Linked DNA regions of Mus musculus: region 1 is linked to region 2. The links are chromatin loops, found by intact Hi-C in ENCODE. Cell type or tissue: left cerebral cortex. All regions are shown on one strand. Links, peaks and the distances in the headings refer to the core of each region. The heading gives the core; the rest is flanking DNA. Region 1 overlaps Myom1 (myomesin 1). Region 2 holds the start of Lpin2 (lipin 2).

Evidence for each region. A loop is a pair of places that touch in the nucleus more often than their neighbours do. Peaks named below come from ENCODE experiments on the same cell type or tissue, not always from the same donor. Only the 100,000 strongest peaks of a DNase experiment are listed, where the experiment ranks them.
Region 1: it touches region 2 in a loop (2.1-fold over the local background); 23 of 42 quality-filtered maps call a loop at or near these places.

What each region holds. Positions count from the first base shown.
Region 1 is chr17:71,061,060-71,071,009 of GRCm38, forward strand. It overlaps Myom1 (myomesin 1), which reads left to right. Exons shown (of 37, transcript NM_001083934.1): 11 at 66-207; 12 at 3,389-3,588; 13 at 6,254-6,310. Among named protein-coding and RNA genes, the nearest start is that of Myom1, 46 kb to the left of the region's middle. In left cerebral cortex, for the core only: CTCF peaks have their summits at 3,744 (motif pointing right) and 8,303; a DNase peak (open chromatin) is centred at 3,743.
Region 2 is chr17:71,177,313-71,187,262 of GRCm38, forward strand. It overlaps Lpin2 (lipin 2), which reads left to right and starts at 6,220. Exons shown (of 20, transcript NM_001357791.1): 1 at 6,220-6,432. In left cerebral cortex, for the core only: no CTCF peak of the experiment used is centred there; DNase peaks (open chromatin) are centred at 1,655, 5,261, 6,143, 6,896 and 2 more places; H3K4me3 peaks cover 2,979 bases; H3K27ac peaks cover 3,345 bases.

The sequences.
Region 1 (9,950 bases), core at 562-8,561, 120 kb before region 2:
GACCACAGTCTGCCGAGCTGGCAGAGCCTGGCTGAGCAGCTTACGGGATCCCTCTGTCTCTACAGATGCTGATGCAGAGATCGAAGGAGCCCCAGCTGCACCCTTGGATGTGGTGTCTTTGGATGCTAACAAGGATTACATCATCATCTCTTGGAAGCAGCCAGCTGTGGATGGAGGGAGCCCTATCCTGGGATACTTTATCGATAAGTTAGTGCTTGGCCTAACCTCAGTCATAGTTCTGTAGGTGTCCAGATGTGCGCTTGATTTCCTCCTGTTATTTCTAAGTGAAATGCTGTCTCTGACTTTTTCCTCCTCTACCTCTCTTTCTCTCTGTGTGTGTATGTATGTATGTATGTGATGTGTGTATAATATATACAATGTATGCAATATATATGTATACTACACATAACTACATACGTATTAGTACCTACTTATTTACATTAATCCTTTTGATTTGACAATCAACTCAAGTCACTAACATGGCAAGAATATAGTTAAATTGTAAACCTATCAGCAGAGGCCACTGTAGAATTGAAGTAACTGATATTCAATATACTAAACAACTGCATTCCTGGTATGACAGTCATTTAAAAGTACTGACTTTAGGGGCACAAATTAATTCCTTATACTGTATGATGTGGTTTCAAGTTATCCATATAACATAAGAAATAGTAACAAAAATTCCCAGTGTTGGGCTACACTCTTACCCAAGAGTCTTTCTTGAGTATAGCCTTCAGAACTGATGGATCCCAAGAGTTGTCATTTTTGCACATTTACACATCTACTGTGTTTGAACAATACAAGCAATGAATTCAAACTATTGGCCCAAGTAGGTGATCCTCTACTTAGTTTTTCTTAGAGTGGTCGCTCCAGCTCTTTTTGCTTTGGGCTGTGCAAACAATTAGAGACAGCTCTATATCAATGCATCAAACCTCATAGTTGTAACAACAAGTAAAACAAACAAACAAACAAAACCAAAACCCAACTCTATTTACTGTGCTCAGTACCTGACAGAGGAATGTTTGTAGTCGGTTCTATTTTAGCCGTAGATGTAAAATAGAATGGAAGCTCACTTACTTCCGGTGAATGTGGAGGCTTACATAAACTCTTTTGTACTGTCAGTCTCTGCTTTGTTGTCTTTGACAAACAGCCAAGGGATCTGCACACTTTATAGACAGGGTAAGCAACGCATGCTGTTCTTCTCTTGCCTTGGCCATGATAAATGACGGCATGGCTAATAGCTACTGTTTGCTAAACACTGTTCAAAACACTGCATGTACTTACCACTAGCCCTTGACCATCCTGGACAGGCCTTGCTTTTACAGGTAGGAAAGAAAGAGCTGGCCCAAGCCACATGCCAGCAAAGATACCCTGTTACCCTGCCTAAGGTCACATGGGTAGAAAGCCCAGAGCTAGGATTCAAACACAGCTCAGCTGTAGGCCAGTGCTCTTTCTGCTCCAACATGCTATAGAAGCTTCTAGAGATGATGCCTTCACCTGCACAAATGAAGGCTGAGAAGCATATTTTAGTGTCACTGAGTCACAGTGGTAATGTCTGAACAGACAGACAGACAGACCTTGGGAGACACCTCTAGCATAACTGCTGTAGTCTCCTCAGCTCCCTGCCATTTTCCCACACATAGCAACTCCAGAAACTCTACAAAGCAGACATTTAGGGAGAGTGGATGGAAGACATGAATTGCAAATACATTTTATGGGAATTTACATAACGTTAAATAAAGCAGTCGTTATCGATATCAAAGAATGTAAATGATAGTGACGAAGGGGAGATCCCCCTTTCCCAGCCATATCCCAATTTTTTGGCACTGCCCTCCCATGAGAACTAGTTGGGAATTATACATTTTGAACATAGTGCTGTATTGGGGATGCATTTTAAACTAAAAGCACTGTGTACTACTTGCAATAAGAACAAGGAGTTGCTGTATTATAATGCTGCACAGTTCTCTCCAGGGTTGTCTCTGGAGCTGTGTTGATTGGCTCAATGCCGTCATGTGAACTATTGCAATCTTCTGAGCAGTTCTCTGACTCCATTCTTGGGTCCCAGCTGCTACGTTAGCAGGCAGCTGAAAGCGTTTTCCAAAGCACTCCATTTCCCCGTGGAAACCATGAGCCTCGTTGTAAAATAAAAAAACATGGCCGGGCAGGATATGCAGTCCCAGTCCTTAGGAGGTAGAGGCACGAGGGTCATGAGTTCAAAACCAGCTTGGGAGAGAGAACAGAGTGGAGGATGAGGAAAGAGAAGAAACAAAAACGTTACGATAACCTCCTGACCCTTGTACTCACACAGAACACAGTGATCACCAAGTAGGAAAACAGTGAGCGGCTTGCCAAACTGCAGTACAAATAGCTTTTCCTTCTGTTTTGGATGGTTGGCTCACCTTTTGGAAAGTCTCCCTGTAGAGCCGAGACTAGCCTCAGGGTTGTGATCACGCCCAGCTGTCCAGTTATCTTTTTAGGTCCCAACTTATCCTACAGTAGTTCTGCTTTTACAAGAAAGCACCTGAAGAAGACAGAGAGAGACGACTGGCAGTGGAGTCAAAGGTGTCAGTGGGGCAGGGATGAGGGATCTTTTTCCCAAACCTCTCCTGAATAAAGATTCTGGAGAGTCAGCTCAGTGGTCAAAGCACTGGCTTCCGAGGACCCGGGTTCAAGTCCCACCACCCACATGGCAGCTCGCACCTGCCTGCAACTCCGGTTCCAAGGGATCCAACTCCATCTGTTCTTGGCAGGCACCGTGTACAAGTGGGGCACAGGTACACATACGTGCAAAACACTCATACACATTAAAAAACAAAAAAAGGATTCTGATACCTGCGTGATTTTCTCACTCCTCTTCTTGACACACAAGACAAATCAGCTGCTTGTTTAGAAAGGTCTGAGGCTTCGTTCTTCATGTTAAAACATGTCTAGTTGCTGGCTGGTGAGATGTAGTGAATACAGGTGGACAGATGCCCATACCCCACCTGACGGAGGAAGAAAAACCTCCTTCAAGCTGTCCTTTGACTTCCACACACAATTTGTGGCACTAGTGCGCACACACATACACACACACACATGCACAGTCACACACTCCGCTCACTCACACACACACACACACACACACACACACACAGTCACACATACAGGCACAGACATACATATACACACTCACACACACACACACACACACACAAATACTTGAGTTTTTTTTAAAAGAAAAATTTAAAAAGACACATTGAACTTGAGAGGAACTGAGTGTCTGAAGTCTAGGACTAGGAAGCCAGGCAGGAGTTCCATGTTTTGGCACGGGGAAGATCTGAAGCGAGAGGGTGAATTTTCACCTTAGTCGTAGTCTGCCTGACATCCTGCTAATTCTCCTTTCCCTCAGGTGTGAGGTGGGCACAGATACCTGGTCTCAGTGCAATGACACACCTGTGAAGTTTGCTCGGTTTCCAGTCACTGGCTTGATAGAAGGCCGTTCCTACATATTCAGAGTCCGAGCTGTGAATAAAACTGGAATAGGCCTGCCATCCCGAGTTTCTGAGCCTGTGGCGGCTTTGGATCCAGCTGAGAAAGCTAGACTAAAAAGTAAGTCCTTTTCATTTGTCTGCATCTTTCTTGAAAAGCAAAAGCAAAACCAAACCAAACCAAACCAAAACAAACAACCCCCCCCATCACCAAAATCCAAAACAAAACCAAGAAACCTGTGGTAGGTGTCACTACAAGTAATTCCTCTCCTCTCCACTAGAGGGAGACAAGAATATGAAATCCTTTTCCAATCAGAAAAATCCCGTGTTTGGAGCGAGCCCAAGAGGATAAAAAATAATTTGTTTTTGATTCATTATTTCTTTTGAGTGTTTTTTAAAACCCTCATTTTATTTTATCTTTTTAAAAACATTACTCAGGAAAGTGTACCTTGCCAATCTGTATAATAAGCATGAGGTGTGGAATGAATATGGGGACAAATAGCTCGAAGATCATTTTTATCCACATTATTAGTGTATTCTGAATATAACTGCATTTACGGTTCAAAGCGAATTTCTTGACCTTGACGTCTTCATCAAAGCACTAATCTTGAACCCCTGTGAGCGTCTCTGTGTTGATTAAAAAAAAAATTGCGTTTCCATTTAGGTAATATAAAATAATCTTGGGCTGTCAAGATAGCTCAGCCGGTAAAGGTGCCTGCTGCCAAGCCTGACCTATCTGAGTTCAATGCCCAGGACCTCCGTGGTGGAAGGAGAGTTCTGACTCCTGCAAGGTGTACCCTGACCTCCATATGTGCTCTGTGGTATATATGCAATCACATGCACCCTCACATACAAAGACATACACGTGCACAGGGATACACAATTAAAATATAATATAAAAACCTATAAAGATAATTATTTTACCTATTTACATCTATTTATCTTCCAAGTCTGAATGCCAAAGCCATGTACATAAATTCTGCCTTCTACGGGAACCTGTATGGCATTCCCAATACTAGGGTCTATAATAACATCATAAGCATCACTAGATAGTAACATTTCATTCTGTCCAATGGCCCTCGTCACAGGGCCAGCAGTTGTGAAGGGATGTGAATGTGGGATGCTTACAGATAGCCCTTGTCTCTGCCTGTGACACGGTGACGGTATTATTTGCCTGTTTTAATCCAGAAAGTTTCCAGATGCTACCAAATACCCCAGTGGCTAGGGGCTAACCCTTGTGGGGGGGTTACAGGTCCATGCCGCACATAAAGTTCTATTCTTTGCCTCAGTTCCTTCTAGTGATATCACAAAACTCCAAGAAAGATACCATCACCTGTAGACTCCTCTTAGGCAGTTCCACCTCACACTTTCTTCTACTCCTTCTGAATGCCTGTAAAACAAGATGTTTATGAATAACAAGCACTGTCATCTCTGTGCCTTCCTGTTTCCTGTGCAGACTTGGGTGGAAATTCCCCCTAGTAAGGCAAGATTGAGCCATTGTTTCTTCCCTAAAGTATGTATGTATGTATGTATGTATGAATATATGTATGTGTGTATTTATGTGTGCATGTATCTTTTATGTATGTATCTTCTATTGTCTACCTATCACCTGTCTAGTCATCTACTATCTATCTATCTAGTCATCTACCATCTATCTGTCTGTCTATCTATCTATCTGTCTATTTATCTTCTATCATTTAGCTGTTTATGTTTATCCTCTATCTATCTTCTATCATTTATCTATCTATCCTCTATCTATCCATCTGCTCATCTATCATCTATCTATCGATCTATCTATCTATCCATCTATCATCTATCTTTCTATCTACCTACTTATCTGTGTGGGTTTATGTGTATATATGTATGTGGGCGTGCATGCCAACAGTGTTCATGTGGAAGCCAGAGGACAAACGACTATCAGGAGCCAGTTCTCTCTCCTTCTTCCAGGCGGGTCCCTGGGACTGAACTCATGTCCTCAGGCTTGGCAGCAAGCCCCTTTACCTGCTTAGCCCTCTCTTCCACCTGCTGTTCTCTTTTTTCATGCTTTCAGGGTCACAAGATGGAGCCCACCCCCTTCTTTTTATTTTCTTTTAAAATTTTTTTTATTCTTCTCTAGTATATTACACACCGATCACAGTTTCCCCTCTGTCCTCTCCTCCTAACCCCCCACCCACCGCTTCCTCCCTCTCACTCAGAGCCTCTATTTACCTTCAGAAAAGGGCAGGCTTCCCAGGGATATCGATGAAACATGGCGCAGCATGCTGTAAGTAGACTAGGCACATCCCCTGATATTAAGGCTGGGTGAGACAACCCAGTAGGAGGTGTTTACCTCTATACTCTTTCTTCCTTCTTCCTCACTCAGGAAGGATTCAGACTGACTTCCCATGGACAATACTTTTCAAAAACAATAGGAAGGGCTTGCTCCCACTCAGCTCTCCTGCCTGATCCTGCCTCCTCTATAGATAGAGAGCTGTTAGGCTTCTGACTGTCCTAGTGGTGTTTCTTCCAAATGTGCTGTCTCTGAAGAAGGCATGGGAAAGCCTGTTTGCTTCAAGGGATGTGTATTGAGCAGATATGGGAGCACAATTTAGCGCAGTCCAGAGAGACTCCAGAAACTGTCAGGGAGGGGTATGCTTCACCCAGTACTTTACACACATTGATAAAGACGCATTAGGAATTTACACAGGAGAACTACAACCCATTTGACTCATGCAGCCAGTTTATTGGTTTATCATAGAGACAACAGCACATCTGTGAACATGTGACCTTTATACTTGTCCGTTCAGGTCATCCTTCAGCACCCTGGACTGGACAGATCATTGTCACGGAAGAAGAGCCTACAGGTAAAAACTCTGTCCTCTCTAGACGCCACTGTTGCCTGTGTGATTTAGCTTTCTTTGCTCATAAAAATATATTATTGTCCATGAAGCTTTTGAAAGAACATCCTGAGAAGGCAGATTGGTGAGGTGTGGGGTGGCGGGGGCTGAGGCTCGAACCCAGGGCCATGGACAGGCCAAGGACATACTTCACCCTATGAGCTGTACTTCCAGGCCCCAAAGGATCACGTTTCATTTTATACGACATATTGCGAAGCAGTTGTTATACGATGAACTGTGCACATGTCAGAGTTCAATCTGATAAGCCTCATGTGTGTGCACATCATCATGACATGCCTGGCACTTCTACCTTATCATGTTCTTTCATGGTCCCTCCTCCCTCTCACCACAGTCCTGCTTCCTGACACCATAGTTTGAATTGGCCACATTTTGCATAAATAAGATCATACTCATCTTTATTTCCTATCACTAGCATACTTACTTTATGATTTATCATATAGATGTAGCCATTAGTCAATTCCAACGTATCTGTACCCTGCTAGAGGTTTCCGTGAGCCATCTGTGTTTGCATGGATATGTGGTTGTCACCTCTCTAGGGTGACTACTTAGGAGAGAGATTGGTGGGCCGTGTGGCAGGTGCATGTTTTATTTTCAAAGAAATTGCTGTTTACCAAAATGATAGTTCCACTTTACATTCTTAATTGCATATGCGTATGTGTGTGTGTGGTTCATTCATGTTTGTATGTGCATAGGTGCACATACATGCACAGGCATGTGGAGTGTCTTTCTTGGGTGTTCTCTACCTAATGAGACAGGGTCTCATGGTAGTGAGAACTCACGGGTTCTAGCTAGCACATCTCTCAAGGTTGCCCTGGGAATCCTGTGTCTCTCTGTCCCAGGCACTGGGACAGCAGGCAGACACCGTGCCTGCCTGGCTCTTCTATGGGCTCTGAGGCTTAGCAGGAAGTCTTTACCTGCTGAGCCATGTCACAGGCCCATGTGTGATAATTTGACATGACTGAATTTCAATCTGTCATCATATGTTTATTGGTGACACCAGTTTTCTTTTTCCCATTTTCTCTTTTCTTCGGACTTGGACATGTTTTAATTATTCTCTCTCATCTACATTATGTCATTCTTTATTTTAAGCTTAAACATTTGACATTTTTGATATACTTAATTATCAGCCTACCTTTTCCATTCCTTGCTGCCATTGTCATACATTGTATTTGTGTATAGATCATAAATGTTAATATATTGTATTGGCTTCAAGTAGTCATCGATTCTTCAGAGAGATTTTAAAAGTTAGAAAAGAGGGTTTTTCGTTCATTTGTTTTTTGTTTTTTAAAACCCCATCATTTTAAAGATCTCTTCATCTTTGTTTTGTGTATGAGTGTTTTGCCTGCTTCATGTAAGTGCACTCTGCGTGTGCCTGGTACCCCCGACAGAGAGGGCAGTGGATGCTCTGGAACTGGAGTTAGACATGGTTGAGAGCCACTCTGTGTGTGCTGAGAACCAAACCTTGCTCCTCTAAAGGAGCAGCTGCTGTTCTTAACCGTGGAGCCATTTCTCCAGTCTCAGAACAGTGGAGGAGGAGATACCGTCTCTCCAGCCCCTGAAGAACGTTTCTGTGTTTACTCACATTTTAATCTCTCCTTCATCCTCCTCTCCTTCATTTCAAACAAGATCTCTCACAAGCATGTGCGACTGCATCCTTCACTTTTATTTTCTTTTCAGTGTCTAGATTCCAGAGTTCTATCTGACCAGATTTTCTTTCGGCAGAAGCACATCTCTCAACTTTCCCTTAGCTCGGATTTTCCGGTTATCAATCAACTTTCCTTTGTGTGTCTGAAAAGGTCTTTGTTTAACATTTGTTCTTTAATATATCCTCGATGAACATAGAGTTCCAGTTTGACAGTTTCCATGCAGAGCTTCGGAGAGTTTAGTCCAGTTAGAGGCAGCAATGATAGTGTGGGAGCCACGCTGCAGTCCCAGGCTCCAGGGGGAGCCCTTGTGTCCCTTGAGCACAGGGAGGGTTTTGGTACACGCCTTTAATCCCAGCACTTGGGAGGCAGAGGCAGGTGGCTCTCTGCGTTCGAGGCCAGCCTGGTCTACAGAGTGAGTTCCAGGACAGCCAGGGCTACACCGAGAAACCCTGTATGGAAAAAAAAAAAAAAACAAAAAAAAAAAACAAAAACCTCGTGCACCAGACAACAAGCTTTAAATAATGATCCCAGAGCATTAAAGCAGCCAGAGGAAAGTTGAATGAAAGCTAAAAGGTACTGAAAGTGACACTTAGCCTAAGAAAGCAGCAGAGCGGGTGAGAACAGCTGGCGTCAAACTGTTGCTCAAAGCATGTCCTACACGGTAAGAATCACTCTGAGCACAACACACTGAAACAAGTCCCCAGAAGAAGTTTCTAGAACATATGCCGTATCCTGATGCTTCAAGTCAGAAGCAGTAAATCTTGTAGGGAGAAACAAGTCACTGCATATTTTAACTCTAAACCTAAAACTCCGGCAAAAGTCCTCGAAATGTACATATTTTTCTGGAGTTGGTTTGTTGAAAATGAATGAATCCAGGATCAGCTTCATAATTTAATTTCCCATGAAGAGAGCACTCCTGAGACCTGCAGAGTGTGGCTTGACGTTAACGAACTTGGGGGTGATGGGCCATTCTCACTGAAACTCAGTGACACAATTCAATGACACAGATGCTGACTCAGGGGGGCATGACACATTCCCTCTTCTTTCCTAGTGGTGTATATTTGATCATAACAAAGCTAGTCGAAACAGGCTTTGTCTTGACAAGTTGGTGAGTTTTCATCCCATGGGAAACACAAGAACTCGATACAAATTAGTGTATTAAATTGATATTTAGGCATTCAAATATTAAATTGGTCAAAAAGAAACCGTTTCTGACAGCCCTCCCCAGAGGTAGCCTATGTTCCCAGGACACTGTAGTTATTTCTGTAGCAAACAAATCACCATGTAGAATTCTTTTTAGTGACAGGATCTCTCTCTGTGTTCATATCAAGTCATCTGAGATAGATGAACCAAATAGCAAAACGACTTGGGGTTGCTATAGAATAAAAAAATTCTAGCTTTTTAAGGAAATTGCCACTCTCCATGATACTATATATGGTTTTCATAGTTACCTATATTTATATAACAATTAGATTGTTTTAGGAAATGAAATAGACAGCTATATTTGACTAATTGTAATCAATAAAACTTCAATAAATTCTTTTGCATGTCCCATCCCTGACAGGATTTGCAGTATCACAGAGGGGCTTAGAATCCTACTCTCTCTCTCTCTCTCTCTCTCTCTCTCTCTCTCACACACACACACACACACACACACTCATTCACACACACAAACACACACACAGACACACATACTCACACACACACTCACACACACTCACACACACAGACACACACACTCACACACTCACACACACAGACACAGACACACACACATACACACACTCACACACATAGACACAGACACAGACACACTCATACTCACACACACACTCACACACACTCACACACACTCATACACACACACACACTCACACACACACTCACACACACACTTACACACACACACACACACACACACACACACACACACACACTCT
Region 2 (9,950 bases), core at 916-8,915:
TTTAAATTCAAGTTTAGTAAATACCCTTCAGGCCACTGCTGAGTTTCTGCCTTCTGGCTTCTGGTCTCCATCCTGTCTTGCTGTCTTAGTTTATTGACAACTTGTAGACTTTTCTGGAACATATTTTATACATATTTCACCTTGGTGAGGAATGGAGGAAGCCTTGAACACGTGGGGTCCTGAGTGAATGTGTGTGCTGTTGTTCTGGGATCAGCCGTATAAAGACCCCGAGCTGTAGACCCAAGGGAAATGACAACGTGTTCCCTTTTGTTCTGTCTGGATGTTGACAATTCATGCAGAACATGTCTGCTGTGGCTTTCTCCCTTGAGATATTCAGGGCCTGAAGACTGTTCCCCTACAGAGGCTGCTTCTACCAAGACTAGAACCTGTCTCCTTTATCCAGCTAAAGACCATAGCCTCTGTCTTCTTGTTTATCTGTACATAACGGCCTCTCCTCTTTGTCCGGCTGTATGCAATAATCCCGGCTCCATGTCCAACTGGATAATAAACATGCTGTGCTTCCTGGGTGTTATAGTGTCTCCCTTTGAGAGTCCAGATCACTCAGTACCAGATTTCTATCTGTGTTTGTTTTGTTTTGTTTTGTTTTGAGTCCCTTGCCACCAGAGGAAGGTTTGTCCCTGGAGCCATGCAGTGAACTTGTATTGTTTTGCTTTTAGAGGGAGAGGTGGTCTGGACCCCTACACATGCGTATTCCTAGGAAGATAAGCTCACCTTTATTGTTCTTCCAGTGTTTATTGATTGCCTGGTATGCCCAGAAGAAGAGCTAAGGTTGTTACCTCTATGTGGTCAACTACAAGCTTAAGAAAAAAAAAAAAGAGTCATTGACTGGGGAAAGGCAGTTGAAGCCACTGAGATAAGGTGATGGAAACTGGTGGCTAAAAATACAGGTTGAGGAACATTCTCACTTACACTTAAAAGCCAATGCTGATCTCTCTAGGACTGGAGGATAAGTGGACACAGTGTCTACAGAACCCTCGAAGGGTGTGTGGGAGGTGGGAATGGAGAGAGGAGGGCTAATAGGGACAGGAGTGTAGCTGGATAGGAGAAAGAACTTCTAGAGTTTTGACTGTGGTTGGCGTCAATTAATTGCATACTTAGAATTACTTGTAGACAAGATCACGAATGTTCCTAAAACAAAGAAACTAAACACAAGCCAGTTTTCTTCATTATCATCACATCCTTAGAGATGTATTGAAATGTCATGCTATGTCACCTAAAAATTTACACTTTTGTGAGTTAATTAGAAATAAAGTATATCTTCCCCCCAAAACAGCTTTCAGAGTCACGGAGTCCTGAGGATAGCTTTCAGCACCACCAGTTACAAGCCGTGGGAACTTACTTGAGTCACTCCTGTCTCCGTTGAATATAATTACAAAACGAGCTGGGTCTACTGTGGCGGTGCAGGAAACCCAGGCTGTCATCTGACCCAGGGAACATCAAAGCCAGGAACAGAAAAGCTGCTTTTCTAAAGTTTCGTTCCCTACCTCACCCTGTCCTCAGAGCTGCCAGGCAGGAGGGTGTAGGAGCTTTCCTCCTGACTCCAGAGAAAGCTCTCTTTCAGGAATGAAAGACACATTTTCTCCCTCTTGACTTGGGTGCTTTGGTGATTTTAGAGTTTGGGAAATAACAGACAGGAAGGAAACATCTTGCAGGCAACTTCTGCTTCTCATCTCCCCAGCAGACTTCCCCAAGACAAGTGGCATGCCTGCTGAATTCTTGTAAAGAGGAGCGTGCAGGGAGAAATGTGGAAGCTAATATTTAAAAAGTTATCACACTGCAGAAGGACCGGCTGACGCACATAGAACGGGAGAGACAACTGGAGCAAAAGGGGGCACTGCTTCTTGGGAGGTCAGTCTTTGTATTGAAGGCAAAGGACTGGCAAGGACAGATCTGCCCAAACGAGGGTGGGTGGTTAGTATTACTGGCTGGAGGGATGGGAAGAAAGCTCTTTTGCCCTTCTGGACTTTCAGAGAGATGGAGAGATTTACTGCAACTAGGGAGAGGTCGCAAATTGGACAACTGAAGAGGATATGACTTGTGCCTGTGGTAGCCATTCTTCAGAGAACTTTAGACAGTAGACATGCTGAGGTAGGGAGGGTGGACATGTGATGACAGTACCGGAATTGAGACTCTTCCCTAGGTTTCCGACAAAGATGACTAAATGGTTGGTAGTGCCATTAGCTGGGATATGAGATTCTGGGCCAGGGTCAAAGAGGAGTGCAAAGGGTGGACTAGAATCTGACGTCATTGTGAAAACCACCCAGCACATGCACACAGATTGCCCAGGTGTTCAGCCAACGAGAGCAGGAAGGAGCTTCAGGGAAGTGGTGGTCAAGAGCATCTCTCCAGATGCAGGTCCCAAAAGGAGTCCGCCATGTTTGACTTCGAGAGGGGTCTTGGTGACTCTAGCCTGGGCAGTATCATGGGTGGAGGAGGGACAGGCTTTCCCGGGAGAAGCTTCATGCTATTCCAGGTAGCTGGGCCTGGTAATGCAGCCTCCGAGGGAAAAGTAGACAGCTTGAACGGGAGTGTTGCCTAAGTTAGAAAGAAGGAAGGGGATGGAGGCCCATGTTTACAGATCTCACAGCTCATTAAATCCTTCTAAGATTTACTGTGCCTGAATAGGGAAAGAATAAAGACAAATTAACCTCACATGGAGGCTAGCTGACACACATTAGTGAGCTCCATCCAGGTGCTTGATTAGGATGGAACATACCTTTGTGGAAATTAAACCTCATTAAATGTTTGAGGCGCCCTTTATGAGTGGTTTTCATGTATTTTGAAGTCCACTATTTGAGGCCACAAACTCACACGTGGCACCCAGAGAAGTTTAGGAGCACGGTTACGGGGAAGAGAGAGCTTGCTGAAGATCAGATTGGAGAAGATGCCCACCATTTCTTTTTTTTTTTTTTTTTAAACTCTCAGGAACCAGGCTTTGACACAGAAAACACCTTAAGTAACTACTAGCTGAAATAACGTTCATGCTTATAATGAAAACTGTGGCCTAATCATATTCAAAACACCCATTTTCCAAAATTTAAATCGATGAGCCACTGTAGTAGGATATCATGCAAGACCTTAGCAACCGTCATTTTGGACTTTTATTTTTTATTTTTCTTACATTACCCAACAACAGTGAGTTCAGGTACTACCTAGAAACATTTTAATAATAGTTTAGCAAAGCATCCTATTCCACTTCTTAATTGTGAAGAACGTTACTTGGGAAAATTAAAAATAGGCACCAGATAAACAGAGACAGCCTTGCCAGTAAATAAGATTATGCCGCTCTTCTTCTCTTCCTTCTCTTCCTCTTCTCTCTTTTCCTACTCCCCTTTCTCCTCCTTCTCCTGCTTAGGCTTACTTGTCAGCACATCTGTGGGAATCTATTTCTTCAGTCTTCCAGCTCATACAGAAGACCAGCTGAAACAGCGACCCTTGTGGGACTGAGCAACTCCTAGACTCTTGACTTCCCAATCACAGTTGCCCATTGTTGGGCTGGTTGGACTGCAGACTGAGTATAACTAAGACCCTGGGGATTATAATCTAGTGTAAACATGTGTGGCATCTTCATCTGGATCCTGGAGAGTAAACCCAGGTCTTCATGTATGGAAGGAAACAGAAAGCAAGACAGGAAGCAGTCAGAGGTGACATGTCTCCACGCGCTACAGTAACTTACTTCCTCGAGTTTAGTCTCATCTCCTAAAGTTTCCAGAATCTTCAGAAATAGTTCATCATCTGAGGGCAGGGCTAGACCACTCCTCAGCATAGTTCCAAAGAATTCCACATCTTACTCTATAGAAAGCTGCTCAGCCCTCTTCACTGATGCTCTATTCACAATAGCTAGGAAATGGAAACAACCTGACTGTTCTTCTACTGATGAAAGACTAATGAAAACGTGCCACAGATAGACTATGGAATATTGCTCAGCTGTGAAAATGTGCTACAGATAAGACTATGGAATATTACTCAGCTGTAAAGAAAAAAAAATCATGAAAATTTCAGCAAACAGAACTGAACTTCTTCTGACCTTATAGTAAAATGGCTTCCATCACTCAGATGGAGTCAGGCTGGCCCATCACTAGCCCCAACCAATATATCTACCACAGAAATCCTGCTCCCAAGGATCAGGAATCATGTGGAAGAAGAGGAGGCAGACCGATTGTAAGAGACAGAGGGAACAGGAAGTTTGCTATGAGATTTTTGTCTCAGAAATGTCAAGGAAGCTATACCCACGAAGCCTCAACTTGGCTGTTTCAAGACCTGAACAAGAACCATACCAATAGGCATATTAATATGGAATGGAGAATTCTTAGGGGACCCCACCCCTAGACAAAGAACTGCAGACAATTAAGTAATTCTGAGTGGGAGAAATAGTCTTCTCTAGGGAAGAGACACCCCAATTAGTTATCCAGTACAAAATGATCAGTCCTGAAATAATATACATACAATTAACATGTATGTGTTTATGTTATGAGCAGGCTGATTTATATATCTATGAATGTATGTATAAGCAATGAAAAAATAGAGGCCATGAATATGAGCGAGAGCAAGGAATGCATGAGATGGGTTGGAGGAAGGAAAAGGAAGGTGAAATGCTGTAATTATATCCTAATTTCAAAAATAAGAATTATTAAAAATAAAAACAAAAACAAACAAACAAACAAAAGAATATGCCGTTCCATGGCTTGTAAGGAGAGGCTGCAGTGCACGGTGGGGAAACCCCGAAAGGACACAGAAAGATATTCTTAAACAAAACATCAAGACAGCTTGCAACTCTAGAGTCAAAACATCTCGGGCCAAACTACATTAGGGGCAACAAGGTCTTCTCTCTTTGAAATGAAAGATACATCTAGACTAGCAGACCGATGATTGGTGGGGGAAGGTTCTTGGCCATGAAACTGGAAGGTGGTAGGGTCAGAAGGTGAGGAAAGACTCTGGGCAGTGAAGCAGATGGGAGTTGGGTGTGCCCCAACTTTACAGGTATCAGCTGGGGGAAGTCGAGGAACAGTCAACAAATATTTAATTAGTTCCTCTTCTGCCTCAGTAGTAGCATGAAGCAGGCAGCCACTAGAGAATGAGGAAAATACTATAAACATGAACCAATCCTTCTGAGTAAGGTGTCAAAGCCCAGAGGGGGCGGTGACAGAGGAAGGGCGGGTTGTCTGCTGCTTTCTGCATGATGAGAGGAAGGAAGCGTGAGAATATTTCCCTCCCAAGGTAGGAGGTAATGAAACTATCCCGAGAGAAACAGGAAAAGTCAAGAATGAGAAGCTAGAGAACAAACAGTAACAGCGTGTTCTACAGTCTGGGCTGCAAGCTACATTGGGCTCCCAATGGGAATGAAGGTGTAGCTGTTCCCAGTGCATTGACTTGGGGATTGAGGACTGGGTTCTCTGGGTTTAATTGCACTTCCCCACAGCGGAGGAGTAGTATTTCTCGAGCATTTACGGGAAACTTTCAACCTTGAAAACATTTCTTTCACTGGTAGATCAGATGAAGAGCCACGCTGAAGTGAAAAATCCCAGTAGGTTTGGGTGTCTCTGTGGACCTTGGTAACTACTGAGGCAATCTGGTTGAATTCCACACGGCGGTACTTAGGCAGGGAAACGAAAGGTTTCCCGGGTCCCAGCACAGACTATGCTCACCGCGCTTCATTGTTGCAAAGAAACTGCTGTGCCCAGGCCCATACCGGAGAGAGTTTGTATAAATGCATGGCTCAGCGGCCGGAAGACTGTGTCACACTGTTCATGCTCGCGGTGAGCACGAAGAAATTAACAAGCATTTAGAAGTGATGCCATGGCCTTCCATCGAAAGAACCAGCTGCAGATATACAAGACGAAAAACAGCCGCCGTCACTAACACTCGCAGCTGCAGCCGTTAAAGTGCACTTTTTAAGTAGGCGGTGTTATCACCGAGCTCCAAGGGTAAATAAGGAAAGATACGGGTTCTGCAGTGATCCCATGATGGTGCACTCGCGTTACGCGGGGACACCATTATGCAGCAGACCGTTTGCACTCTTTTTTGGTAGCTGGACTCTGAAGCCCGACGCAGCGCCGCAAGGTTGCCATGGGGACCGGAGGAAACTTTTTTTTAAAGCGCCCTTCTGAGGCCGGCGCCGGCGTCGAGCTGCTCTCTCCCCGGAGGGGCCCAGGGCTCCAGGCGCGCGGCCGGCGGGGGCGGAGCTCGCGTCACGTGGCCGGGCCGGGGCGGGGCGTGCGCGCAGTCTACCGCCAGCTCGGCCGCCGCCGCCGCTGCTGCCGCCGCCGCGTCCCATTCATGAGGCCCGGCGGGCTCCGCTGTAGCCCGCGGCTTCGGAGGCGGCGGCCCCGCCCCCTGCTCCCCCGCTTCTTGGGGCATCCCTGCGGGGCTGCACAACAGTCCGCCGAGTGAGAGCCGCGCGCGGTGCCGCAGGTAAGCGGGCCGGAGACAGCGCCGGGGCTTCCCGGGGGGCCGCGTCCCCGCTCGCGGCCTCGCCTCGCGTGGGCCACGTAGCCGCGGCCGCGCCGCCTGAGGACGCGCGGGCGTCTGCGGAGACCCTCACGTCGGCAGCGGTCCTCCGAGCCGCGGGCGGCGCGCCCGGGGACCGCAGCCCCGGGCCTGGGGGAGGGGAGCGGACGCCGGCGCGCGGTCGCGGTCATCCCCCGGCCGGGACTGGCGAGGTGCAGTTATTCCCTCAGGCCGTTGGCTTGCCCGCCGCCGCCGTCGCCGTCGCCGCCGCCTCCTGCAGGCCGCGGACCTGGTTTAGATGTGAGTAGCCTGTTGCCGGCGACCCCCGGGGCCCTGGAAGGTTCTGTCGGCTGTGGGAACCGGAGCTCTGAGGCCCAGTTTTGAGCGCCGCGGATCCACCCCAGCCTAAGAAAATTATTTTCATTCAAATTTAGGATGGCGTTTCGGAGCCATAATTATGCAGAACAAGACTAGGAAGATCGCCCTCGCTTTCAGAAAGTACTGGAACGCAGGATACTTGGAGAGGCACTGAGGGATTACTGAACAAGCGGCCACACACTTATTTTAATGCATCTTTGAGACTTAAAAAAAAATTAAAAATGGAAACTGAGGCTCTTGCATGGCGCTGAAGCTCATTTGCCCAGCAGTAGGGATGCTGGTTAAGTTGGTACCGAACCTCGCCTCACTAATTTAAAACGTTATGATAACACAAGTTGAATTTTGAAATCTATTTTGGGATCATTTGCCGGTTAGTGTCTGTGTTGATCCGACATTGATTGCTTTCACTGGCTTAAAACTACGAATCGTGGCAGGTATTGCTAGACTGGGTTAGCAACCCAGCCAGCCACCAAGTGTGGGAGGAAACAGGTGTTTTAGCCCTCGTTGGGCTGCCCTGCCCGGTGTGCCCTCTCACATTGCCCGTGGGTAGCCTCCTACGGGCTTCCTCCTAGTTAAATGTGTTCTTGATTGTGGTTTATCGGCCCCAGCGATCTTCAAGTTCGAGGTAGTAGCAGAATAGCTGTAGCATGCTAGAAATGAAATGGCTGGGTCTACTTTCGCGTTTGTGGCAAAATTGAGATTCGGCAGAGCAGCTGTATGCTTAAGAGGCTCTGGAAATGGGAGCATTTGAAAACCCTTGAACGCCAAGTGCAGTTAAGCAGATAAAGGGATAAAGGTCGGAGCTTTGTTTCTTGAATGGCTGTATGCTTGTTCTCCTTGCTTAGCCTTGTGCGTTTTGGTTTACTGACTGGACTATCCCCTGCACTGGGCACAGGATCCCCGCAGGCAAGACTCCAATAGCTGTTTATTACTAAGCACAGAGGCTGGCTTTTAGAAGAGCTTTGGTTGGGGCTTCTTGAGTGAAGAGAAGAAGCTGCAAGCAGTTTGTCCTTGTAGGTCACTGGGAGCCAGTGGAATGAAATGAAATCATCAAATTTTCTTGTATGGTATGCCTTGGATGGGATAATCTTGGTGCTATCACGGGTCAGAGGTGGTCAAAGGTTAGGCCAGTGAACATTACGGTGGACATTTTGTTGTGTTTAAATATTAATATTGGACTTAAATATAGTATAGGTCACTGCAGCTATCCTCTCTGATGGTGTGCATAATATACTTCAGAAGTGGGACAATGAGTTGGAACCCTTCTTGCTGGGAGGTGCACTGGTGCCTCCCTTAGGTGTTCAGCAGCCTGTGGGCAAGATCTTAAGTCTAAGTTAAGCCTATGTGTCTTGTCTTTGAAATCCTCTGTCTGTCCCCAGGGCCTGTTGTCACTTTGTTTAGGGGTGGGGCTGTAGGAAGTGTACCCTCTCAATCAGCTGGTCAGCAGGGTTGCAGGAGTTGATTTGCAACTTTGCTTTAGCTGTGTCTGACTCCCTTCATTGCTAAGTAAATTAATACTTTTGGCTTAGGTTCAGGGTCCTAGGACCTGTCACCTTCATGGCAAAATAGCTTATAGCTTTGTAGTCGGGCCTTCAGTTGTCAGAATCCAGTGTAAACAATGTCTCATTAAAACATTGGAATGGGGGCTGGAGAGATGGCTCTGTAGTTAAGAGCATTGACTGCTCTTCCAGAGGTCCTGAGTTCAATTCCCAGCAACCACATAGTGGTTCACAACCATCTGTAACGGGATCTGACGCCCTCTTTTGGTGTGTCTGAAGACAGCTACAGTGTACTCATATATATAAGATAAATAATTCTTTAAAAAAATTGGAATAGCTGGAAGATATACCCTGCAGTGATAACACTCTGATGATGTCTTGATAATAAAGTTTTTATGTTTTTGAGACAGTCTCATTCAGATAGTTCAGGTCTTGAACTTACTCTGTATTGTGTGCCACCATAATTGGTTGAGGAAGTTCTGAGACTTGAACTCAGGGCTTTGTGCATGCTAGGCAAGTACTCTACCAACCGAACTATATCCTAAGCCCCCTGTAATAAAATATTTGAATACATTTTCTTACTCACTTTGCTAACAGTTAGGGGATCTACCTCCCCTACAATGTCATAGGTAAATGTGTGCACTTGTGTTCATGTAAACAAAGAAGGGAGTCAGGTGCCTTCCTCTATTACCTTATACCATATTGTTTTCGGACAGGGTCTCTCCCTGAACCTACAGGTCATATATTTAGTTACTCTGCTAAGCCAGCAATTCTCACTCCAGTTGTCCAGACCTAATGGTGCTGGGATCTGAACTAGGTCTTCATGATTGTACAGCAAACATTTTTAGCCAGTGATTGATCTTTCCAGCCACAGCAGTGGGTTTAATAGCGAAACACTTCACATGTTTCAGTCCTGTATTTTTCAAGATGAACATGTAAGAGAAAAATCACTCACTCTTGGGGACCACATGAAATCAGTAGAGATCCCTAACTATTGGTAGCAACCCGTATGTGGTGGCGGGATGGCCGGAGTACTACTACCCTGTGCGTTCTGTCTGTCTGCCTCACCTCCAGCCCTGTTGTTTATGGCAGGAAGCTTGAGTTGATCATCTCCTCCTACTGTTGTTAGAATCTGGAAAGAGATAAGAGGAAGAACAAGAAGAGAGGTTGCCCAAGTCGTTATCCCAGTGCTTTGGGATCAGGAGTCAGAAGGAACTCACCAGTTCCACGATTAGCTAGCCTGGGGTACAGAGTGAGATCTTATCTCAAAACCAAGCAAAACCAAACAAAACAAAACCCGAGGATGTGTTAGGAGACTTTATTACATTGTAAGATCTATTCCGTGCGGTATGACGACACAAGCACTTCTTTTCTAGTTTGATTCACAGACTGCAGTTGAGTCTTTTTAAAACAGCTTTTTACATTTACTGACTTGTGAACCCGTACATGTGTACTTCTGGAGCCAGTGTCCTTCCAGCACGTGGGTTCCAGGAATCAGCCTCAGGTTGACAAGCTTGCTGACAAGTGTCTGCTGAGCCATCTCACAGGCATTAGAGTCCTTTGCCTCAGAAGCCTTTGGATATTAATATTAAGTGATTTTTTTAA